Linked DNA regions of Mus musculus: all the other regions are linked to region 2. The links are chromatin loops, found by intact Hi-C in ENCODE. Cell type or tissue: left cerebral cortex. All regions are shown on one strand.

Region 1 (2,500 bases), 180 kb before region 2:
TTGATATCCTTGGACACCAGCCTCTCTGCTATCTTTGCTCCATTGGGGTCTAGCCAGGTTTTTCTTAGGAAGAGTCTCCCCTCTTCCCTCTGCTTTCTATTCTGGGGGCGGGGAGGGAATCAGTGATATTGAAGATGGCTAGTTGCTTTGTTATGGGTTTGAGTTGCATTTGGCTATTAAACAAATCTTGTTTGAAAATATGTGGAGAGCAAGGGAATGAGCAGCCCCTTCCCTGGCGTGTTGAAGTATGTCCCAGTTGGTCCCTGGTCTGGTTTGTAGAGATTCTGTTAGCTGAATGCTTTCCAGGAGAATGGCTTGCAGATTGTACCAGCATAGCTAGCATTGTTAACCAACAGTTGCAGGCTCTGCAAATAAAAGTGATCTTGAACCCTTGTTCTCTGCCTAGTTCCTAATATACTCAACTGGGAGTCTCATTTGCCTTTAGGGTCCCAGGGTCACATAGCTAAATTAAGCCAGCCATATTTCTTCAAGAGGATATTAATAAAAAAAATTCAGTTTGCCTTTAGGAATAGCCGAAACAATCCCCCAAAAACAGGCGGTTGACAGGATGAAATGGCCTTCTAGGTCAGTCAGAGTCGCATGATGGGACCTATTAAAATAGTTTTCTCAGTACTCCATGTGGTCTTACAGCCTAGTCCTTGGGTTGCTAAAGGCCTGAGGATTGGCATTCAAGGCCATCCCCCACATGATAGAGAAACAACTCATGAATTATCCTCTGGCTCCCACATATAGTCTGTGGTGTGTGTGTTCATACCAAGTAAGTTTTTTAAATGTAAATTTCTTAGTACTTGGGCCAAGGTGGGAGGATATCAGATTCAGGACCGCCCTGATCTCAAAGAGATTCCAAGGCCTGGGGTGGACCTCGGTGGTAGAGGGCTGTCCAGCATCAGTTACACATGCCAGTCCCTGGGAAACAGGAGGAGAGAAACTAAAGGTGGTCTTTATCCTGACAACTGTTTTGCTTGGTATTTCAAAGGAAATATTGGGGGGAAAGTGAGGGAGGGCTATAGATAGCCAGGGTGGGTGTGAACAGTGGACTAGCCAGGTAGCCTAGATGGCTGGGGTGCCTGCTGTAGGGAAATAGCCAGGCTCTAAACATTAACTCATCCCAAGCAAACCCGAAGAGCCAGACAAGGTGAATAACTGAGGCAGAAACTGACAGCAGACGGGCCAGGACTGGTGAACTGGGATCCTGTGAGAAAACCTTAAGACCTTGGGCAAACAGAGACTCCTAGAGGTGCAGAGCCCCTGGCTGAACTAGGGCTCCCAGAACAGCACAAACAGTCCCTCCGGTGACCCTGGGAAGCCAGCCCAGCTCTCCAGTCAGCCTCTGCGAGGACTCCCCTTTGTCTTCTCAGATTTCAGTCAGCACTTTGACTGCTGCCATAGCTACACTGTGGCCACAAGATGGTGGTGGTGTACCCAGTTTAGTTCCCTCACAGAGGGCTTGCAACTCCTCCCAGGAAGGCAGCTGAGAGGTGACGCCTGGGCCTTCCTTCCTTGTAGCTCAGGTTAACTTAGTTGTTAGACCCCAGCCCCTTATGGTGTATTCGAATGACACAGTGAAGGGATCCACTTCAGTTTGCTCTTGTTAGATCACTTATTATTTCTAGTCTGTGTGAAGATGTCAGATTCCCTGGAGCTGGAGTCAGACAGTGGTGGCAGAGGTGCAACTGTTGGGAATTGAATCTAGGTTCTCTGTAAGAGCAGCCAGCGTACTCCTAACCACAGAGCTATCCAGTCCCACTTCAGCCTTTTTGATGTCTAACTCCACAAACTACCTGGGAGGCTGAAACTGACAGAATTTGGAATTTGGGGCAAGAATTTGAAATATATAGATGCTGCTCTCCTTCTTTAAAGCTTTTTCTTTTTCTTTTTTTTTTTCCAAGACAGGGTTTCTCTGTGTATCCCTGGCTGTCCTAGAACTCACTCTGTAGACCAGGCTGGCCTCGAACTCAGAAATCCGCCTGCCTCTGCCTCCCAAGTGCTGGGATTAAAGGCGTGCACCACCACGCCCGGCTTTTCTTTTTGTTAGAAGTAAATAAATTCTTAAAAAGAGAATCACTAGTCCAGATAAGTTGGAGACACCCACATTAAACAGCTTACTTGAGGTTTGGTTTGTTTCCCAGGCCTTTTGCATAGCCACTGTTTGTAGGTTTGGTGCTGATGCCGACTGCCCACGTTTTATGAATGGGAACACCCATGCTCCATTAGTTCCTGAGTTCCTCTTGTTACTCATTAACAAATGGTGGAAGTGGGAGTAGGCCTTTGCTCTCCGGTTCCAAGTCCTCGGCTCTTTCCCAACTTTCTCTTGCTTTCAACTCGTCTTCCAAAGAACTCAGCTAGTGAGCTTGTTTCTTGCCTGACCAGTACAGTATGAAAAGGAAATGTTTAGGGAATCACCAAAGGATGGCATTGCAGCTAGTCACTGGGACAGAGCTCTGTGTCAGAGTGACTCAGATCGAGCCTGAGGACTTCT
Region 2 (2,500 bases):
AACTTGCCCCTCCCCCTCAACCCCGTTTATCTCCATCCAGGCCAAAGTAGAGAAAAAAACAGAGGCAGCTACCACAGCTGGGAAGCCTGAACCTAATGCAGTCACTAAAGCAGCCGGCTCCATTGCGAGTGCACAGAAACCGCCTGCTGGGAAAGTGAGTTTTATTTAGGTTTCCCTCTCTGAGGTGAAGTGGGAACATCATTCTCCTAGCCTGAGTCATTTTCCCTTCTATTCCACTTTGTTCCTGTTCTTAACTAGTTCCTACTTTTTCCTGTGTTCCTTCCTCTAGTTAATGACTCAGCTGTCAGACAGTTTTTATATCAACCAGTGAAAGCCAACCAAGTTGTGAGCTCTTACCCCACTGTAGTCAGTCAGATGAAGGGAACGTGAAACTGTTAGACACTTCCTTAACATTTCAAACTCATCTAGTATGCATACAATACATCATACCCAGGTTCTTCTTCAGAAGTCAGGGCCTTGTCTCCTGACCGTAAAGTTGCTGCTAGGTATGGAGACAGATGCGCCTGTCTGGCTAAAATCAATCCACTGTTAATGTCATGAAAAAGTCAAGAACTTAAAGGAGCATGGTAAGGTACTCGGGTTCCTCAGCGTGAGTTCCAGGTTCTCTTGGTAGCCCAGCACATTTCCTTTGCAAAGAGCCTCTCGTTCTGAGGAAAAGGAGGGAAGGAAGGACCTTTCTTCTTGAAAGCTATAAGCTATGTTACTCTTTCCAGGGCTAGGGTGTTGCAGTACAGCCAGGTTGTGCTCTTCTGAATTGTACATCACTGTCTCACCATTTTGGTTGGTCTCTTTGTTCACCAACACATTATTATATATCTAAAGGATTCAGAGAGGCGTAAAACCAGATATGCTTGCTGTAATCCTAGTAGAGCTAACAGTGAGACAGAAGGATCAGGAATTTGAGGCCTGTGTGGAGTATACAGCAGGTCCCAGGTGAGCCTTATCTACATTGTGAGACCCTACTTCAAACACAAAAATGAAGCCTGGCCTCCTCCATCAGAGTTTCTGAAACAGATGGGTGAGTGCTGCTGAGTCTGTTGCCTGTGCGCCCCCTGGTGTCAGGTTCAGGATCATGGGACCATTTGCCTTTTTAGATGAACAATGTGTCTTCCTTCCTGTTGTTATCAGATCTGTGCTGTTAACCAGCTGCCCAACAATTCTTAGAGCAGCCTTTGTTTCTGGGAATGAGTCAGGTTGCAACTGTCCCAGGCCCCAACTGGGAACTGGTTCAGAGCATCAGTATCCTTGCTGAGAAAAGCTAGAGTCCAGCTTTCAGAGAAAAGGGGCTCATCAAGAAGGTAGGGCCATATTTGGGTGGACAGTGGGGGCCTGTTGCTGTATGAGTCTTAGAAACTACAGCGCAGCCCCCAGAGCAATGAGGCAGCCACATAGCTCTGTCCAGCCTGCTTCTGTCTTGTGTTGTTCCCTTTCTTGCTTTCACATGCCTTTCCCTGTGTTTTTAACCCCTGTTGTAATAAGTGGGGACAGAAGTTGGAGTGACTCTTGTTGACCATTGTGATCACATGTGGTGCTCGGTGTCGGTTCTAACTAGCCCTCTCCGTTTGTGTTTTTTCCCCCCTTCTCTTTCTATTCTCTAACACTCCAGGTCCAGATAGTATCCAAAAAAGTGAGCTACAGCCATATTCAATCCAAGTGTGGTTCCAAGGACAATATTAAGCATGTCCCTGGAGGTGGCAATGTAAGTATAAGCTCTGGCCAGTTGTCATATGAGGCATAGTCCCTGTGGGAAACCCATGGTGGAGGGGTGGAGGGTGGGAGGATGCGGGAAGATGACACAGAATCCCTTCCCTAATGTGAACGGATCATAGTGGCCTGAGTTGGTCCCTGACCAGTAAGCAATCTGCCAGCTGAAGGGAGTGATGCCTATAGTTATTTTCCAGGGAAAACAGCTCGTGATAGTCAGGTGTTTCATCTTATCCCTGTGTGAGAGGCTTTGTGCTTTCCTAACTTAGTCAGAGACCTGCTTTGAGGCCTGGAAGCCCCCAGTTCTGGGAAAGCACAGGCTTGACTGTGCCTGGGCAGCCCCTGGGCGAATCCCAGTCCTGAGACGGGTGCCCATATCCTCTGAGGCTGTGCTTGGGGCCTTGTCATTGTAGGATTGTATTAACCAGCATTGCTCCCACCCACTCCTGCTTCTGTTGCTTCCTTTGTGTTTGCTTCTCCTTCTGCTCCCCTTTCTCTGTCTCCTCCTTTTAGTCCCTTTTCTCTGTTCCATCTAAACATCCTCCTGTTGTCACGCTGCTGTTCTGGGTTAGCTCTTTGCATATATTGGAGGTGCCTGGGGATCAGAGCTCACAAGGAGACTCTGGTCTAGGAAAACAGTGCATTCAGTGGCTGTTTCCCTCTCGTTCCTGATGGTGCCCAGGCAGAGCTGTACAATGGACGCATTCCTGGGCCACCCACAAATGGTCTCCCATTTTCTTCCTTGTGCTTGGCTCCTCCTTGCTGTCCTCAGCTG
Region 3 (2,500 bases), 140 kb before region 2:
TCTTGTTGACACTGTGGTGTTACTAAACTTGCCTGTTAACATAATGAGAATGAGGAGTGCTGGAGAGAAAATTAAACTATTAAAGATAAGGCTCATAACTAAAACTACAAAGGGCACTGAGGATATATTAACCATGTAGGGCTCTTGTGATGATTAAGATATGTGGATCATGGAATAAGCATAAAGGAGTTGGGTATCACTATTTCTTCTGGACCAGTACTATGCACAGGCAATATAATGTGACCGTAGTGACACTCTAGAGGAGGGGGGCGGGGAGAGGAGAGTAGGAGGAGGTAATTTTAGCTGTGTATGGCGGCTCAAATTTGTAATCTCAACACTCAGGAGGCTGAGGCTGAGGGATTGCCATCACTCTGAGGGAGGTGGGTGATGCAAAGTGAATTTCAGGCCAGCCTGCGCTATGGTGGGAGGCACTGTGCAAAAAACCCAAAACAGAACAAAGGTGATCTTTAAGTTTTCAAGTAACTACGTTGAAAAAAGAAAAAAACTAAAAGAAACATGAAATTATTTAAGTTACTAAATACACTCCCAATTATATAATCAGTTTTTTCTTGTTTGTTTGTTTGTTTTTCGAGACAGGGTTTCTCTGTAGAGCCCTGGCTGTCCTGGACCTTACTTTGTAGACCAGGCTGGCCTCGAACTCAGAAATCCGCCTGCCTCTGCCTCCCGAGTGCTGGGATTAAAGGCGTGCGCCACCACGCCCGGCCCCATATAATCAGTTTTGCATTCAACAATGTTCCTTCTCAACTTGGTCCAGCCACGTTTCAGGCAGCTACTATGAGCTGCGCCCTCAGCTCCCAGTCAGTTCCTCGCGGTTAGCAGTGAACCCAAGGCCCCGCCCCCGCCCCTCCCAGATTACATCATAGAGCCCACCAGTCAGGGCCGGCGGGGCCCACTCAGGCCCACCCGTACGCAGGCGCGTGCGCCTGACACTAGCATCCTTTCTGCTGGAAAAGGAAGCGGCGGCCCTCTCAGAACGGCGGAGGCGGCCTGAGCCTCGCCATTCGCTGAGGCATCCGCGGGCGGGAGGCCGCAGTCTAGACCCCCGACGCGCGCCGCGCCAACGGTCCGCCACTCGTGCTGCTTCCACGGAGAGGGCGAGGAGTAGGGGCCGGCGTGGATTGGTTCGCGGCGCCTCGGCCCGCCCTTCGGTGGCGCCCATTGGCTGGGGCGGCACCCGCTGACGGCGAGCACGCTCCGCCTTCGTGCCGGCCTTCAAGAGGGCGACGAGGAAGCGGCCACCTCCCTGTGCCCCGCCCCTCCGGCTAGGTCTGTGGCTTCTGCGGCTCCTCCCGGCTGCTCCCGGCTCCTCTCTGCCCTCTCCCGGCTTCCTGCGGCTCCGGCTTGGGCTCGGCGGCGGCGGCGGGTAGGTGCGGCTGTGATTGAGATCGGAGGGTCGGCCTCCTCACTAACCTCCACGACTCCCGCCCAGGTTCTCGCGGTGGCCGCCGGGGACCCCGCAGGTCCCTCCCGAGGCGGGGAAGGGCGGTGGCTGTCCGCCTACGGGACGCCGGGGTGGTTGAGAGAGGGGGCCTGGTGGGGGGCCTGCGGGCGTGACCTTCGGAGTTTCTGAGACGCCTTCTGAGGGGACCGTAGGGGGCGAGGCGGGCGGAGAGATTTTGTATCAGGGCTTCGGAGGTTGTGGAGCCGAGGGGCTTGCCTCAGGCTGGGCATGTGCTGAGCCGGGACACTGAGGGTCGACTGCAGCCTGGGCCCTTGGGTGGGGTTCGGGATGCAGAAGGACGCCGGGGTCGTTTCTCCAGGCTTCAGGAGGGGCGTCCGTGTATGTGGGGACTGAGGCGAGCTCTGCGTGTCCCTTCTGGGGGTTATGGGTGGGGCCGAGGGGTGGTCTGGAGAATCCAACTCGAGCCCTTGTGTGCGTGGGTCCCGCACACTTTGGGGACTGACGCGCATCTAGTGTCTGGCTTCGGGAATGCAAAAGGGGTCACGTTAAGGGTGCGGAGTCCGGAAACAGGGACCAGGGCTAGCAGCGGCTGTCGGAAACGTTACTCGGAGCAGAGATTGTGGTTTATTTTAGCACCCGGGACGAGCTCTTTTGGACTGTTACTGTCGGAACTCAACTTTACTTGAGATTGCCTCCTGGGCGTTTTGGGGAGGGTTTGCTTATCTCTTGGATTGTGTAGATTAAATGCATTTGGTCTTTAGGGGAAGAGGCTGATTTCCCCACAGGTTTGTGTTTTAGGAATCCAGAACTCGCCCCCTCCTGGAGCGGAGTTGTAGCCTGTACTTCTCAGGCAAGATTAGTGTTACCCAGCCTTTTGCTGGAATCCCCCTTTCTCCTTGCCCTCCGCTGGTCCAGTTACAGAATTTCTCCCCAGGGCCTCTGCAGTGTTTCTTGCTCCCTGCGAGTGTCTCCCGCCCGTTTTCCTACTGCTGCGCTTTTGGCAACTGCCTCTGCTCTTTCCCAGGGATGGTTGTGGCATTGCATCAGGGGATATTTGTGCTTGTAATTTGCTCACTC

Evidence for each region. A loop is a pair of places that touch in the nucleus more often than their neighbours do. Peaks named below come from ENCODE experiments on the same cell type or tissue, not always from the same donor. Only the 100,000 strongest peaks of a DNase experiment are listed, where the experiment ranks them.
Region 1: a loop joins it to region 2, with 5 times the contacts of the local background. A loop is called at or near these places in 33 of 42 quality-filtered maps.
Region 3: it touches region 2 in a loop (2.5-fold over the local background); 4 of 42 quality-filtered maps call a loop at or near these places.

What each region holds. Positions count from the first base shown.
Region 1 is chr9:109,893,503-109,896,002 of GRCm38, forward strand. It overlaps Cdc25a (cell division cycle 25A), which reads left to right. Exons shown (of 15, transcript NM_007658.3): 15 at 1-388. Among named protein-coding and RNA genes, the nearest start is that of Mir7089, 5.1 kb to the left of the region's middle. In left cerebral cortex, a CTCF peak has its summit at 1,426 (motif pointing right); DNase peaks (open chromatin) are centred at 1,442 and 2,257; H3K27ac peaks cover 225 bases.
Region 2 is chr9:110,070,986-110,073,485 of GRCm38, forward strand. Map4 (microtubule-associated protein 4) reads left to right here. Exons shown (of 19, transcript NM_001205330.1): 14 at 41-154; 15 at 1,628-1,720. Among named protein-coding and RNA genes, the nearest start is that of Dhx30, 45 kb to the right of the region's middle. In left cerebral cortex, a CTCF peak has its summit at 1,083 (motif pointing left); DNase peaks (open chromatin) are centred at 118 and 1,073; H3K27ac peaks cover 379 bases.
Region 3 is chr9:109,930,557-109,933,056 of GRCm38, forward strand. Map4 (microtubule-associated protein 4) reads left to right here and starts at 1,218. Exons shown (of 19, transcript NM_001205330.1): 1 at 1,218-1,384. In left cerebral cortex, CTCF peaks have their summits at 1,328 (motif pointing left), 2,243 and 2,451; DNase peaks (open chromatin) are centred at 348, 1,092 and 1,945; H3K4me3 peaks cover 2,019 bases; H3K27ac peaks cover 2,009 bases.